Linked DNA regions of Mus musculus: region 2 is linked to region 1. Evidence: chromatin loops called from intact Hi-C (ENCODE). Cell type or tissue: heart. All regions are shown on one strand.

Evidence for each region. Peaks named below come from ENCODE experiments on the same cell type or tissue, not always from the same donor. Only the 100,000 strongest peaks of a DNase experiment are listed, where the experiment ranks them.
Region 2: it touches region 1 in a loop (2.9-fold over the local background); 1 of 42 quality-filtered maps calls a loop at or near these places.

The regions. Positions count from the first base shown.
Region 1 is chr10:95,936,329-95,944,328 of GRCm38, reverse strand. Eea1 (early endosome antigen 1) reads right to left here and starts at 3,666. Exons shown (of 29, transcript NM_001001932.3): 1 at 3,357-3,666. The coding sequence starts at 3,380. In heart, a CTCF peak has its summit at 3,598; a DNase peak (open chromatin) is centred at 3,678; H3K4me3 peaks cover 2,576 bases; H3K27ac peaks cover 2,006 bases.
Region 2 is chr10:95,497,151-95,505,150 of GRCm38, reverse strand. It overlaps Mrpl42 (mitochondrial ribosomal protein L42), which reads left to right and starts at 3,202. Exons shown (of 6, transcript NM_001359476.1): 1 at 3,202-3,245; 2 at 4,629-4,768. The coding sequence starts at 4,702. In heart, a CTCF peak has its summit at 3,252; a DNase peak (open chromatin) is centred at 3,180; H3K4me3 peaks cover 1,843 bases; H3K27ac peaks cover 1,281 bases.

The sequences.
Region 1 (8,000 bases):
TGTAATATTCTTAAATTATACCATATTCTTTAAGAAAGAAATCTCACAAAGTTTGCAAACTGCCTACTGTAGTAATGCTGATCATCTTTCTGACCACTGAGAGCCTTAAGTTCAAGTATTTCTCAAAGGATCTATGAAGAAAGAATGAGCCCCACAGAGCTATAGGTTTGAATGCTTGGCCCCTGGTTGATAGAACTGTTTAGGAAGGATTAGGAGGTAGGACCTTTTTGGAGGAGGTATGGGGCGTGGAGAGCAGGTTTTGAGGTTTTAAAAGTCTCAAGCCATTCCCAGTGTCTCCCTCTATGCCTCCAAACTATGCACTAAGATGCGAGCTCTCAGCTGTTCCTGCTGCCATGCCTTTGTTCCACCATCATGGACTCTAACTTCTGAAACCATAAGACACAAAGTAAACACCTTCTTTTATAAGTTGCCTTGTTCATGATGTTTACCACAGAATAGAAATGCAATGAGGCTATACCTTAATCAAAATATTCCTTACATACATATCAGGGTGTCTTAATCACCTTTACCATTTTCCAGGCATTTCTAACCCTCAATAACACCTTTCTTTTAGTAAGCTAACAAAAGAAGAGGAAGAATAAAATATCTGTGAAGTACCATAAGGACTTATTAGTAATGTTCAAAGATGAAGTCAGAATTGATTATACATGCAATGTCCTTTTCTTCTTTCAAAATGTTATCTAAAAAATACTAATCAGAAGAAAATTATAATAGTCAAAATGAAAGATCATCTAAAAACAGAATGTTAAGAGAAGTGAAGTACAGTTAAAAGCATGGACCCTTCAAGCAACCCTCCAAATCAGTATGTGTACTTTTAATCTTGTATCATAGTTCCACTGCTGAGAAATAAGGTTGACAGGGTAAGGTTAAAAAAAAAAAAAAAAAAGGATTGACAGTTACAAAATAAAGACTCACGTTATGCCTGTTAGCAAAAACCACCTGTTGAGTTAATAAAAACACACATTATAGGATCTAAATTAGTAATATAAATCACAAGTCTTAGCATCATCAAAATACTCTTATTAAATGCTAAGCATTCAAAACAGACACATGGACAAGACAAACTTGAACACTTCAAAGAGATGCAAGGTCCTCTCCTAACTTAGTCACTCCCCACTAGAGTAGCCTCATCTCCCACCCATCCCTGAATACTGTCTCACCTCTTAAACTTAACCCTTCATCCCCCCCAAGGATCCCTTGCTCCTTTTATGACCCCATACTTTTATAAATGCTATTCCCTCTTCCTGGCATGTCCTTCCCTCTCAAGCTATAACTATGTCCTCCTTCCCAAAGCTTATCATAACTGCCTAACAACCTCCTCCAAAGTAGCTCCCAGAGCACTCCTCATTCTTCCAGTTCACAGCACTGTAATTACTTTTTCATGTTCACCCCGCCAACCAAGTTCCGAGTTCTAAAGGGAGGGCTACATCTTATTAAAAACCATTTCATAGCTCCTAGCATTATACATGGATCCTACTGAAGCTCTCCACTGTAGACGAGAACATTAACTATGAGAGACATTTCAAACTTTCCTATTGAAGGATAGATATATCCATATATCCATATATATGTGTATATGTATATACATATACATACCATGGTGGATCTCAACTAGGGGCAATTTAGCCCCTAGAGAACATTTGGTCTGGAGATAGTTTTGCTTGCCTGAAGCAGGTACAATATTAGAAGGAATGTAGCTTATCATTTACTCAATAGAAGGGATGGATGACTTTAGCTACTGACAAATGCACAAAGCCACCCCTACGATAGAACGACTTACTCACAAGTATCTCTAGTTCCAAGGCTGGGAAGCCCATTTGTCAATCTGATGTATTCAAATATGATGATTCAATAATATATTTCAGCAATAACCACAGTAAATACCATGTTTCCATTTTGACAGAAACTTCTAGATCAGATAAACAAACAACAATACGAAGAATGATCGTCATACAATCCCAGGTCTTCAGAACTGAAAAACCCATGTTTTTTGAAAGCCAAACTGTTGCCACCAGAAGCAACTCCCAAATCAGAAAACATTGTTGATAAACTTAAAAGCAAACCACAAACTCCTTTTCTCTTGGGTAACTGTATGGGGGGGGAGGGGGTGCACTCACGTGTGCGTGTGTAACCTGAGGTTAAGGTAATCAGTTCTCTTAAGCAAATCAAGCCATCAATCATGCACAGAAGCCTTTGCTGTTGAACAAAGCAGCTGATGGGGAGAGTAAAGGGTATGCCCTTGCTTGCTACCAAGGTTCAGCTCTATCAAAGTTTCAAAAAAACTACCAAAAACGATTGCAAAAGGAAAAAAAAAAAAATCCAATGTCCCCACAGAGGGCCAGAGCAGACGTTAACTATGTTTCCTCTGATGTATGACCAGATGACTTCAATGTTTCACAGAAGCTGTCTAAACAGAATCTTCCCTTCCTGTGTACTGGCTGACTCAACCCTCCTTGGCACATTTCTTAACTAAATGCTACACATTCAGTAAGTTCTTGTCCTTTGAACTAATTCTCCTACTCTCTAGGTAACATCTCTTTACATTAACCAGCTGCAGAAGGGAGCGAATGGAAGCTATCCAAAACACTTGAGTAGGCAACTCTTATTAGAAGCGATTTTAATTATGTTATTCTAGGAACTGGTACCTAAACAAAACATCTACGGCTTTCCAACGCTCTTACCTTTTTACCCTCAAGATTTCCCAGATTTTACATTGAGATAGCCCTGGTGGAAACTAAACTGGAGTGTATCTGCCGTTTGAGCCATTTAGTCCTGGATAACTAAAATGAGGTTCTGGGTCTTGGAGAGGAAAATGCACTTGTAATTCTTAAAAGAAACTTTCCAACAGTGAGTAATATCTTCCTTCTCCACCGACTTTGGCAGTTCAGCGTCTTCAAGTCCCAGGACTAGGCCGGGTCTCCCATGACCCTCCTGTACCGTGCAGATAGATGAGTAAGGAGGCAGACAGGCAGGTGCGTGTCGTGGGAAGGTGGTGGCACGCTGGGGCAGGGAAGGGCCCCGCAGCCGCCCGCAGCCGAGCACCCACGGGCGCGGAGCCGGGAGCGGGGAGCGGGGAGGGGCGCGCGCGGGCACCACACCCTCCAGCCCGTGGTGACAGCCCCGAGCGCGGGAGCCGAGGCTGGAGGCCCTCCGGGCTCCGGCCTGCGCCCCGCCCCACCCGCAGCCCGGCTCCGGCAGGACCAGCAGGCCTCGGCGCACGCTGTCACCGGGCCTAGCGGAGCTCTGAGCGCCCCCGCCCTCCAGCCCGGGCTGCCCCGCGGCCGGGCTCGGACGCTCGCGCTCACGTGCTGCCGGAAGGACGGTTTCACTCTTACCCTCTGCAAGATCCTTCGAAACATGGTTTGGCCGGCCGCCGCCGCCGCCGTCACCGCCGCCGCCGCCGCGGGGACTCTCCGCGCCCTTATGCGGGTTACTCACGACTGGAGGGCGCGAGGGGCCGGCAGCCGAGCCGGGAGGGAGGAGGGCGGGGAAGAGGCGGCGGTGGACGCGGCTTTGGCGGCCCCGACTTCCCCACAGGCGGCGAGAGGCTCACGAGCACGAGCCAGCGAGGAGGGAGCCAGCGAGCGCCCGCCTGCCGGGCCGCCCCCGTAACTGACAGCTGGGCGGGCCCGCCCGCCCGGGGCCGAGGGGCGGAGCCGCTGCAGCCCCGCCTCCTCGGCCTGTCCATCCGCGGGGAGGGCGGGGCCGGAGGGAGGGCCGGCCCGAGGCTTCGACCAATCGGAAGCGGGGCTAGTGTGAGAGACAGGCCACAGGAAGCTGGTGCCTTGGCTTCTTCCGCCGAGAGCTTGGACCTTGGGTGCCGGACCCTGCTCGGGAATGTTGAGGGTTGCCTGGTGTTCTGATGGAGAAGATGCGTGGGGACCTCACGGGTCCCGCCTGGAGGTGTCCCCCACACGGGGATGGAAGAACAGGTTTTAGAGCTAACTTCAGCTGAGCCCCAGCCTAGGATGGAAGTTTGCTAGCGCTCTTAGTGCAGCAACCCCGAGCCGGATCCTCCTCTTGGCTGGAAAGGCTGATTCGACCTCTAAACTCCAAGCCATTGTGGACCCGAGAAACCAAGGCTTACTTAACTGTGTTGGGCTTCCCCCTGCTTTTCCATACCCAGGTTACCCGCTTCCTTCCTGCTTCTGATTGCAATCAGAGCAACAATAAAACATGGGAGGAGGCTGGGTTTGGGATTAACTAGAGAAGTTTGGGTTTATCCTTTTGTGACAGGGCAAAGGTTTCTTCATCTTATTTCAGCTGGAGCCATCCTTGTTTTAAGCTGAAACACACACACTTTTACTAGCCCTTCCGTGGGAAAGCACCTAACTATGTTCTAAAAGCAAGGGGTAGAAATACCCCAGCTAACTTCGTGTCCTTGGCTTCTGTTTAACCACTTGCTTGCTTCCTCCTTCAACTGCCAGCTAGGATGTGAGTTTTCTGTGTTCTTTGTCTCTAGAAACTCTCTGTAATGTGCATTCGGGGTTGCTCTGTTATAAGTGTTTCTCTCCCAGGCAATTCCAGTGCTTGGGAGGCCTCTGCCAGGTTCTAGATGACTAAACTGCACAAGGTGAAACTTGGGATACTGACAGTACCTAGTGACCTGGGAGCTGAGAGAGCAATCAGAAAGGCTGGGAACTGGGGATGCCTAGATTGTGGGGTGGGGGAAAGCATTGAATACCTCAGGTAAGGTTTCTCTATCTGTAGCTAATAATCCTAGGGACTTGTGGAAAAGCTAAATGCAGTGTCAGTTTCTGAGTCGGTGGGGCCTCCAGGACGCTGTTAGGTCAGGATTGTGGGGGTGGGGGGGCTACCAGATTTGAGAACTTTGTCCTATTTTTGTATTGTGTAGATTGCTTGTGCTGTTCATTGTTCTTGAGAAATTTAAAATCATGGGTCAAAATTCTTCTACCCAGAAAACCCCTTGAATCTGATGAACTCTCATTTTAAGAGTCTCCAGAGGAAAGCTCACGAGTCTGGAGAACAGATCTCAACGGGAAAATTAACTACTTTGTGTACCCTTGATTGGTCTTCACTTCAGGTGGGCTGGCCTGCTGAAGGCTACTTCAGCCTTCCTCTTATGCACAAAGGGCAACGTGTGGTCTCTAATAAACCAGGACACCTGGACCAGTATCCCACATTCTGGCCTGAAGGAGTCCCAAATCCCAGAATTTAAAAACTTACTGACCAGATCTCTCCCCCAACACCACCATTTTTGTTTCAGAGAAAGTAAATGAAACTAAGGTGCAGGACAAGTGTTGGCCTCTGGTCCTAGCAGCACCGTCAAGGGAGTTATGCTGCCACCCTCTACACCTAGAACACCAGCCAGGCAAAAATACATGTCACCAGATCCACTGCTGAGCCCAGCTCACACCTGAAGCGGATCCTCTTATCAACCCCAACCACCCGATCATTCTCCTATTTCTGACTCTGACCCCCCAGTCCCCTCCTGACTCCCGTTTGGAGGCCTCCTCCCCACCTGCTCTTCTTTTAAAGGCACACCAGGCCTCCTTGGGCTGCCAGCTGCAGGACACCCCGACCCTCCCTTTCATGATCCTTCCCAGGAGCCTCATCTTTTGCCACTCTCACCTTGAGGGAGGCTTCTAGTATGGGGCTCTTCCAGGATAGGAAAGGCAGGAGACTCCCTCAGTCTGTGATAATTTATGTTCTGTTCTCCACTACTAATCTGTATAACTGATTCTGCAGTTGCAAAACCTCTCTCAAAAGCCTAGGACATCAAATAGAACAGGGTCTATCCACATTAGAAAATCTATTAACACAGTGGAAGAACAGGAGGAATCATTCGCTGATGTGGTTTTGCAGTATGGCAGGGGGCTCAACCAACTGCAGAACAAGGAGGTTAAGAGAAAAGTGTCATTTCTACGCAAACCACTCGGGAATCATTAGAGATAATTTGGTTACACTCCAAAGGAAAAAAAAAACAAAAACATAAAAACATTGCAGAAAGAGAAAGAACCCAAAATCGGGGAAAACAAAGAATGATTCCGCTTCTCATTTTCAGGATCCTCCTAGCTAATAAGTATACTGCCAGCCATAGCAGTGCCTATAGCCCTTCTGCTCAGGCTAATTATTGCCTTAACTGGGTATATTAGATCCCAATATAAACAGGTACCCACACAGAGTCGAGAGTTTGACTCGAGAAGTGTGATGCTTACATTATGCTTAAAGTTTACTATCTATAAGGGATTCGAAAATAAAAATACCTCTAGCCTGAAGAAGCTATGCTCAAAAACAAATAACTTCCTGGAATGTTAAGTATTCCTGTAATTGCTTGGTCTTGTATAATTTAACAGAAACTATTGTTCTTGTAACAGGCCACAATGCTAACCATATTTTCCATCTCTGTAAACCAGCTTTCCTTGCTCAAGATAATCAAAGTTGCAGGACAACTGTTTAATAAATTGAGCTCCTGCTTACACACACAGAATTCTAGCACATAGGCAAGATATGTGCTAACAGGTAACCAGAATGTAACCATATAGTTTTTACCTTTATAAACTCCTGACTAATATGGCTCAGGGCTACCTACATCTTGAGAAACCCAAACATACATGTAGTTCTGGTGCCCATATCTAAATAAAGCCTCCTCTTTGTTAAAATGTGCTCGTGGTCTCACCAGTGAATCTCTGGACAACCCTATTCCCCTAACACTAGGAAAGGGGATAGTAACCTCTTGTGGTTGTTTGCTGTGCCCCTGTTCCCAGGAAAAAATGACTTGAGGCTTTACTATATTTACAAACACCTTGGCCATACGTTTTGGGTAGTTCTCTGACTAGCTCATAACTTAATATCCCATTTCTTCTAATCTAAGTTCTGCCATGTGACTCATTACTGCTGCTCAGCTTTCATGTGTCTGTCTTCCTTCATGTCCCAAGACAAGTCCCCTGTGCTTCTTCCCCCCACCCCACCCCCACAAAATTCAATCTCTCCACTGGATGTCCCATCTTCTATTTCCTGCCTAAGCTTATAGGTCAATCAGCATTTTATTAACAGGCTCTGCATCCCTACAGAGCACAAGAGTTTCTCTCTACAATAACCCACTCATTCTTGGTCATGCCTGATTTCCCCAGCCCCCTTTTGAGATAAGATCTCTTACATAAACTGAAAATCACTATCACCTCTGATCAAACCCAGACATATAAATACCCAGCAAAATGTTGGTGTCTTGTACTTTGTGAGAAAAAAATCCTCTAGCTGAAAGCCCTACCAACAATCAAATAGCTTGACTAGCTCTCAGATTTACAACAGACTCCTGGAAGTATGGGCAAAAATTAACCCTGGGCTTGCCCCAACTCCAAATTCCCACAGTTGTTCACTAGTTCAGCTACCATGGTCCATATTCAAATCATACCCAGTGACTCTAGAAACAAAAAGGGGAATTTTGCCCAACTTGTAAAGACAGACATCCTGTGATTTAACCTGAAACCTGTCACCCTGGAATATACCTCTCCTGCCTGTGATTTAACCTCTGACCTCTGATTATACACCAGTCCAAGACCTGAGGGAAGTGAGTAAGAGGGTCAAGAGCATCCACTCGGTCCTCAACCTATACACTCACAAACCTGATTCCTCCAGAGAAACAGATGTACGCTGCCTTGGACCTGAGAAATGAGATGCTGGTCAACCCAAACTTGCTTCGGAAAGGACAGACCCATTGAGAGGCTGTAGTGGGCAACTTTCTTGGACCAAGTTGCCCCAAGGATTTAAAAACTCTCCAGCCCTATTTGATGAGGCACTAAGCTCTGAACTTTTGCCCTTCCATCAGAAGTTTCCCAGGACCATACTCTTATAGTATGTAGATGACCTCCTCTTAGCCTCTGAGGCCAAAATAGCTCATAAAGGAGTCACTGAGGGACTGCTGCAAAAGTTAGAGACCTTGGGCTACAGTGTATAGGCTAAGGAAACCCAACTTTGTAGTTCAGAGGCTACCTTTCTTGGTTACCAAATGAAGGGAG
Region 2 (8,000 bases), 440 kb after region 1:
GAGATCTGACTCCCTCTTCTGGAGTGTCTGAAGACAGCTACAGTGTACTTACATATAATAAATAATAAATCTTTAAAAAAAAAAAAAAAAAAAAAAAAAAAAGAAAATCAGCTACAAAGGTAAACTTAACTACTACAGCTCTCCCTAATATGGCTTTGTTCTTCCTATTTGCCACATTGTCAGATGCTGTCTCTGCCTGCTGTACATTGTGGATACTCCTCTTCTACAGGATCCCAGCACCATGATGCTGTGCCCAGGGGCATGCACCAAACAACCATCAAATAAATCCTATAAAACCATGAGTCAAAACAAGAACTTCAATACTTTAAAGTCATTTCTATCAAATACTTTACTCAAAACTATGCCCCCCCCCAAAAAAGTCCAATACACCTTGTAATATGACTGCCTAGTTGGGTTTGAGATTATAACACACAAAGACACACAAATATTTGTTCTATCTAAGTCTCCAGTTGGCATCTGAAACAGGAGACAGTCTTATGGGACTAAGTTTTAATTTGTAGGAAAGAGAAAGTCCAGAGAAGTCAGGGTAATTATTGTCTCAGGTGGCTCCTTCAAGGTCACCTCATGGTGTCAGTGCTCTTTGGCTATGTGCCAGCACCTCTCAACGGGTTTGGCATTTGTTTCTTTTTTTACCTTCAGGTCTAGAGGTTCATGAAGGAATGAGTTACACTAAGCAGTGTAACCAAAGCTGGGGTATATAAATACTATGTTTTCCAATTCTATAAATCACCCATACATCAGTGCCTCAGTGAAGAATACCTTCTGGAATTATATCAGAACTACATCCCAATTTTGGCATATCATCTGTTTTCTGATAAATCCTAACAAATACAACTTCAAGCTAGAAATCATTAGATTTAGACATTAAATGATGACATTCCTCTTTCCATGTTTTCTCTTCCTCCTTCCTTCCTGTCTTGTTTTTTTCTTTTTTCTTTTTCTTTTCTTTTTTTAACCAGGGTGGCCTCAAATGCAGAGATATAGCAGCATTTTTCCTGTCCAATTACATTAAAATATTAGTGCAGCAGGAGGCCTGTGATTGGACAGGGAAAAGGGAAGCAGATCTAAGAGTTGCAGAGAGAGACAGAGTGTCTCTCAGGAGAGGAGGAGAAGCCAAGATGGAGACGGACAGACAGAAAGAAGATCCTGATCGCGCATGGCTTTAAATACCCACGGGTAGTTATGAATATCACATAGGGATAGAATAATTGGGATAAGTTGTCTGATCTAGGTGGGCCGCTTGTATTATTATCAATTGGCTCTGAAATTATTGTGTAGGCATCTTGTGAATTGAGAATTTATTGATATATAAATCTGACTTGTTAATTATAAGCTTCTAGAGTTTTGTTTTACTGGGTTACTGTAATGTGGGACCACCGACCACAGGGGGATTTTGGCTGAGAGGGTACGGGCAGCACTGAGGCAGTGAACCGAATCACGTGGGGAACGCCAGGGTCAGTTGCTGATGGGGCTAGTTTAGAGGCAGAGGCCCAGGAAACATGCCAGGGCAGAGAGTTGCCGGCAGTAGCGTGGGAAACCTGCTGGTCATTTTTAATATTTCCCGCAACACAGAGATCCATCTGCCTTTGCCTCCTGAGTGCTGGGATTAAAGGCTTGCACCACCATGATTGTTCCTAAGCTCTTAAGAAAAGACAGAAGTGCAAATATAATGTCAATTTGTCATACGAACTTTGAAGGCAAAGTAAACTATAACTCGCGGTCTGTATGAAACTCAGAAGCATGGAAAAATTTATATTTCAACTAGACCCAACTTTTGAATGTACTGTCAGAGTGTAGAAAGTTACTGACCTCCATGCAAATTAGGTTGGAAGGGTTGCCTTGGTGGGCTCATGATGAGGCGTCCCCAACCCCACCCTCCAGGTACCAGCCATAGCACAGGTGTAGCATAGAATAATTTGGAGGCATGAGAAGGGGAGTTGAGAAGGGGGTACAGACAGAGACAGAGAAGAGGAGGGGGAGAGAACAGGGGGCAGGGGGCCAAAGAGCCACTTTTATAGCAAGACAGGTCTACCTATTGGGCGGAGTCTAGAAGGAATACTAACAATTATTTGTTGGACTGTCTCTTTTCAGATATTCCCATGCTAGGTGGCCTCTTAGGTGATATATGTTAGATTTCCTTGGCCCTGTTTGGAGCCCTCTTCCATTTTAGCTACATCTCAATAAGACATTCCTCCGCTCGATGCTAGCATACCCAGGGGAGGGTCAGACGTTCCAGGATGAGTGAGCCCCTTGGCACTGAATTCAGTTCCAAATCAAACACCCCGGTGGGTGGGTCTGAAGTTTGAGGAACAGGAACACAGGGATTACCAACCATGAGCCATTTAAAGACTTGCAGGAGGAGTCTCCGGAGTAGCGAGGTCAATGTGTTGACCAACTCATTATTCTCATAGCTTTATTCATGTTTTTGTGGTGCCAGACATCAAACCCAGGGTCTCAGGCATGCTCTAGCACCAAGCTCCATACCCAGCCCTCAATCCTATGGCTTTATACTCCTATCTAGCCCAACCTTTACTCTCTAAACAAATCTCTCTACCTTCATTATATCGCCGCTTGCGTGTCTCAGGCGAATCCCCAAATCAACAGCTCCTGAATGGAATCCATTCCCACCCTTACCAGACAACTTCTAACCTGCTCTATCAGTCTTTCCTCTCCTGTAGGTTGTTGACTAACCTAGTCAGTCGACAAAGCCACACCCGGAACGTTCTCCTTTCAGCTCCTACATCTATCAGATCCATTGGTTGAGAAAGCTTCTCTAGGTTTCATTTCAAATATATCAGTCCTGGGCCCCTCATTTGAATTCTCTGGCATTTTGTCTTCTCTGAGAAAACTTAATTGATCCATTATGAAAAACACATTCATCCATTTGGTTTGGAGCTGAATTTGGTGCCAATAGGCTCATAAATTTTAGAGAATGTTAATATTCTCTGAATAATAGTATAACATTGGTTTTGATGTTATTTTAAATAGTTCCTGCTACTAAAATCGGGAGGGTAGCGATTTTGTTGTCTGGGCACCTTTGGGAATCCTGAGTCCAAGGGGCCACAACAAATGCAGCCTGGCCACAGCTGCCCGCCCCGCCTTCTTTCTGCAACTAGGGCTACTTTCCTGGCAGAGACTACAACTCCCAGAGTGCCTCGCGCGCGTATAGCGCGCGCTGGACGGCGCCTTTAGGACCCAGATTGAAGCAAGATGGCGAGCGCGCGGTGAGTAGCCGTGGAGGTACCGCTGCCCTCTCCTTACAGGCCCGGAAGGCTTGTCCGTAGGCATTGAGGGCTTTAATGTCTGTCGTTGGAGGCAGGACGAGGCTGCCGGTGTCCCCAGGCTCCATCTTGCAGAAGGGCCGGCGTGTGGTTGCGCCCTTCCTGTAGCACACCTCGGCGTGCATGCGGGCGTCAGCCTGCACCAAGTTGACCTTGCGACTCCTTAGACTCCTCCTGATTCAAGTCTTTGAACCGGCTCCTGGGTGGTAGTCCCTGTATTACTGTTGCTCGAACTTCAGCCCCACCGGGGTGTTTGGTTTGGAACTGAATTCCGTGCCAAGGGGCTCATCCTGGAAAGTCTCTCTTTGGAGCAATAGTTTGACCCTCCCCTGGGTATGCTAGCATGGAGCAGAGGAAGGTCCCCACAAACGTTTTGATTTTGGACTTGTAATCAGAAGACGTGGGTTTTCTTTCCGTGCATGCCACCAGTTAGACAGTGAACTACCAAAATAAAGCATTTGACTTTTCTCAGCCTTCGTTCCCAATAAACTGAAAGAGCACAGAATATTAAGAAAGTGGGTTGCAAGGCATAAATAACTAGCTGAATGAACTCAGGGTTTGCCATTCGCGGCGCTCTTAGGATGTCTGGCATCTGCGTGCAAATAAAGAGAGCCCTATCCTAATCCCTTTCCTGCCTATAGAGGGTCACTGAGACCAATAGAGAATAGGGGCACAGTAATTACCGTTTATTTACACCATCTCATGAAATTTGTGGTTGCTTCTTGAAGTTTACCACTGAAGAATTGGAAGGTCGTTTAGTTAATGACTTGCCTCAAATCTTCCAGTTTGTAAGTGAGCAACACTAAAGTCTTTGGAAGCAAGTCCTTTTAAATTTTCATGATTCGAAATAAATATGCTTGCTGCATCTTTAAATGTTATGTGACAGGAGATGAGATAGTGACATCGATGGGTTCCTCTTAAGTTTTTCATGTTGAATATTTAGTTTCATCAGAAACAGCATTACTGTAAGTGATAGGATCCTATGGGTGGGACTTGGGAGCTAGAATGTAGACTCACTAGCATTTGAGGAAGAGTTTGCAGCGTGTATTATGTGTGAGTGACTTTCTAATTACGTATTCTGCTAAGCACTCAGTAAGTGAAGCCGACTGTGCAGAGTCCTGAGAAAGTTGCACTTAAGAGAAATGATAGCGGAATAGTTGCTCTGTTTCTCATATTTTGATCTCAGTGACTTTGTCCTGTTGTTAAACTGGAACGGCCAGGTTTAAAAGCCTTGTTTTCAAATGATGAGCACTAGCTAATGGTTCCTACCTTGATGTTAGTGTTTAACTTTACCTTTGTAGCCGATTTTCTTTCTCTCTTAAACAGGAACGAAAATCTGTGTGCCTAGCAACAGCTTTCACTTCACAATATCGTTTTTTCAAATCACTTGCTAAGGATCATGGCTGCGGCAGTAAAATGGGCGATATCAAACAGAACTATCTGGAAGCATTTACTTCCAATCCAAAGTAAGTGAGATTTTTTTTTTTAAATGCTTAAAAATGTTTTGTGGTTTTTCAAATATAGAATATTTAAAGCATTTGGTTATTCTCTATGCCTCCTATTTGCAGTCATAAAAAGGGGACAAAATTTAAATGCCAGTCAAAGAAGGGATTAATAAGTTATGTTACATTGTAACTATGAATATTATAAAGCTGTTATCATTGTGGAAAGATCACTAAGTAGAGAAAGAAGAAAATCTGATTTATCAGAATGATCCTGTTGTGGGCTTAAAAGATGATGATGGTGGTGGTGATGATGATGTGTGTGTGTGTTTGTATGAGTGTGCCTTTGTGTATATAGATGTGCATAAATGCTGAGTGAAAGATCTAGGCTAGTCATTGGCTATCATTACGATCCAAAATGGATTCAGGTGAACTGGTAGAGTAGCTTCCCCTTCCTGTAGAACATTTAGACTCACTACAGTTTACACCTCTTAATTTGTTTTTTTTTTTAGTAGTTCATAAAATTTAGAAATAAAAAGGAAGCCCACAGCCCCATCTTCCAAGGATCATCACTGTTAATATTGTAGGTTTTTTCCCCTTGTGGATATGGCCATTAAACAAATAAATGTGCCTCCTTTCTAAAGATCATTTTTCCTGAAAGTCTATTAATCTGTGCTTCATAGTCAGCCTCTTGGCTCATAAGTAAACAGCATGTGAAAATCCTGCTTTTCACAGCTAGCTGCTTTCACACCCTGCCTCCCCAAAGCAATAAATAGGTAACTTGGGGTCATTTGAGGCAAGGCAAACCCTGTTTTGCTCACTACTTTTTAAAACAGTTGGAGCTGGGCGTGGTGGTGCATGCCTTAATCCCAGCACTCAGGAGGCAGAGGCAGGCGGATTTCTGAGTTCGAGGCCAGCCTGGTCTACAAAGTGAGTTCCAGGACAGCCAGGACTACACAGAGAAACCCTGTCTCGAAAAACAAACAAACAAACAAACAAACAAACAAAAACAAAAAAAAAAAACAAAAACCAAAAAAAACCAAACAGTTGGAATTTACCTAATCCTACTTTTCTAGAAAGCCTTCTGTCACATGACCTTAGTCATACGTTCTCTGTCATCCTTCTTTGTCCTTAAGTAAGTTATGAGACCAGATGCTTCAAATGGCTTCATGAGCTTTAAAACATCCACACCCGATGTCGATTGCGTGTGTGAGAGTTTTGAATGTCCCTCACATGGGAGGGCTTCTTCTTGATGCTCTTTGTCCTTTCTCTTTAAATTGTCCATTTTGCTTTGCCACCAATGTTAACATCCTTTTCCACATACAACTTCAAAACTAATGGTCTCCCTTTAGTAGCAGAAGCTGAGTGGACAAGGGCCTCCTTGTCAGGTTAGTCAGAGGACCTTGGGATGACTGAATTGGGGACAGTTTAAGTTAGCTCAGAGTTAACTGAACATTCTGGCCATCCCTGTCACTCCTATCAGGTAATCAGACATTTCTAAATCTCCCACTGTGTGCAAGAGGGACTGAGGATGTCGAATTTGTACTAGGGCCGCAGTATACACATAGTGGGAAATCTGATAGGAAAAGGTCTTTTCAGTGAAGAGGGACAGATAGGTAATTTTTATTAGCTCCTGTGGAGAATACTAGCTGTATTGGGTCTGACTTCTTGGCACCCTGGAGCTGGGCTCTGTTAGGGAAACGGGAGGCTAAGTAGCAGGGATCTTTCTCTCAAAAGATGAGATGACACCAAGCTTGATGACCTGAGTTCCATCTCTGGAGCCCACATGTTAGAATGAGGGAACTAATTCCACAGACAGACAGGCAATTTTTACAATTCTGTCCCCAGATCCCTTGCTCACCTAATCCTGATTCTTAAAGGTCTGAACATTATTTTGATAATCACATCCTACTTTTCTGTGTAGCCCTAGCTGTCCTAGAAGTTGCTCTGAAGACTAGGCTGGCCTCAAACTCAGAGATCTACCTGCCCCTATTCTGAGTGCTGGGGTTAAGTGCATGTGCCACCAGTGTTCATCTTAAAATTAGTTCATGAGCACAGAATATTGCCAGTGATTGTAGCCACAAACTAAAGTAAGAGCCATACGAATTAACTTTTGATTATCTATGCTTTTAAAAGTTTTTTGTAAGCTGGGCGGTAGTGGTGCATGCCTTTAATCCTAGTGCTTGAGGCAGAGGCAGACAGATTTCTTGAGTTTGAGGCCAGCCTGGTCTACATAGTAAGTTCCAGGACAGCCACGGCTACAGAGAGAAACCCTGTCTTGAAAAACAAACAAACAAACAAACAAACAAACAAACCAACGAACGAACGAACGTTCCTGTAATGGGCTGGGTGTGGTAGTACACCTTTAATCCAAGTACTCCAGGAGGCAGAGGCAGGAGGATCTCTCTATGTTTGAGGCCAGCCTGGACTACATAGTGAGTTCCAGAATAGCTAGGGCTACGTAGAAAGACCCTGTCTCAAAGCAACATCCAAAAAAATCACTGTAGTGTGATGGACATGTTGGCATGAACCTATAATTTCTACCATTTGGGAGGCAGAGCCAGGTGGATTTCCATGAGATCCAGGCTCATGTGATACACACAATGAGCTTCAGGCCAACCAAGACAACATAGTGACACTGTCACAAAATACTACTAATAAAAAGTACAATTGCTGTAATGCTTTTTACTTCGAGTTATTCCAGGCAGCATTGATTACAGTGATCTTCACTGGATGGTGTGGAACACACTTTTAATCCCAGCCCTCGGTGGGGCAGAGGCCGAGGCAGATGGGTCTCTGAGATCAAGGCTATCCTGGTCTGCAGAGCTAGTTCCAGGACAGCCAAGGCTACACAGAGAAACCCTGACTCACAAAGCCAAACCAGGGCTGGAGAGATGGCTCAGTGGGTAAGAGCACCCGACTGCTCTTTGAAGGTCCTGAGTTCAAATCCCAGCAACCACATGGTGGCTCGCAACCACCCATAATGAGATCTGACGCCCTCTTCTGGAGTGTCTGAAGACAGCTACAGTGTACTTATATATAATAAATGAATAAATAAATCTTTAAAAAAACAAAAAAAAACCAAAACCAAACCAACCAACCAATCAAAACAAAACAAACCTGGACCAACAAACAAAAAACCCAAAAGACCAACACCCTCCCCCACTCCATTTTCCTGCCTATTTTGTGCATACATTATCTTTGTGACTCACTCGCTCACCCCATTGCTCCTCCTCTTCATTGCTGGCTTCTTTCC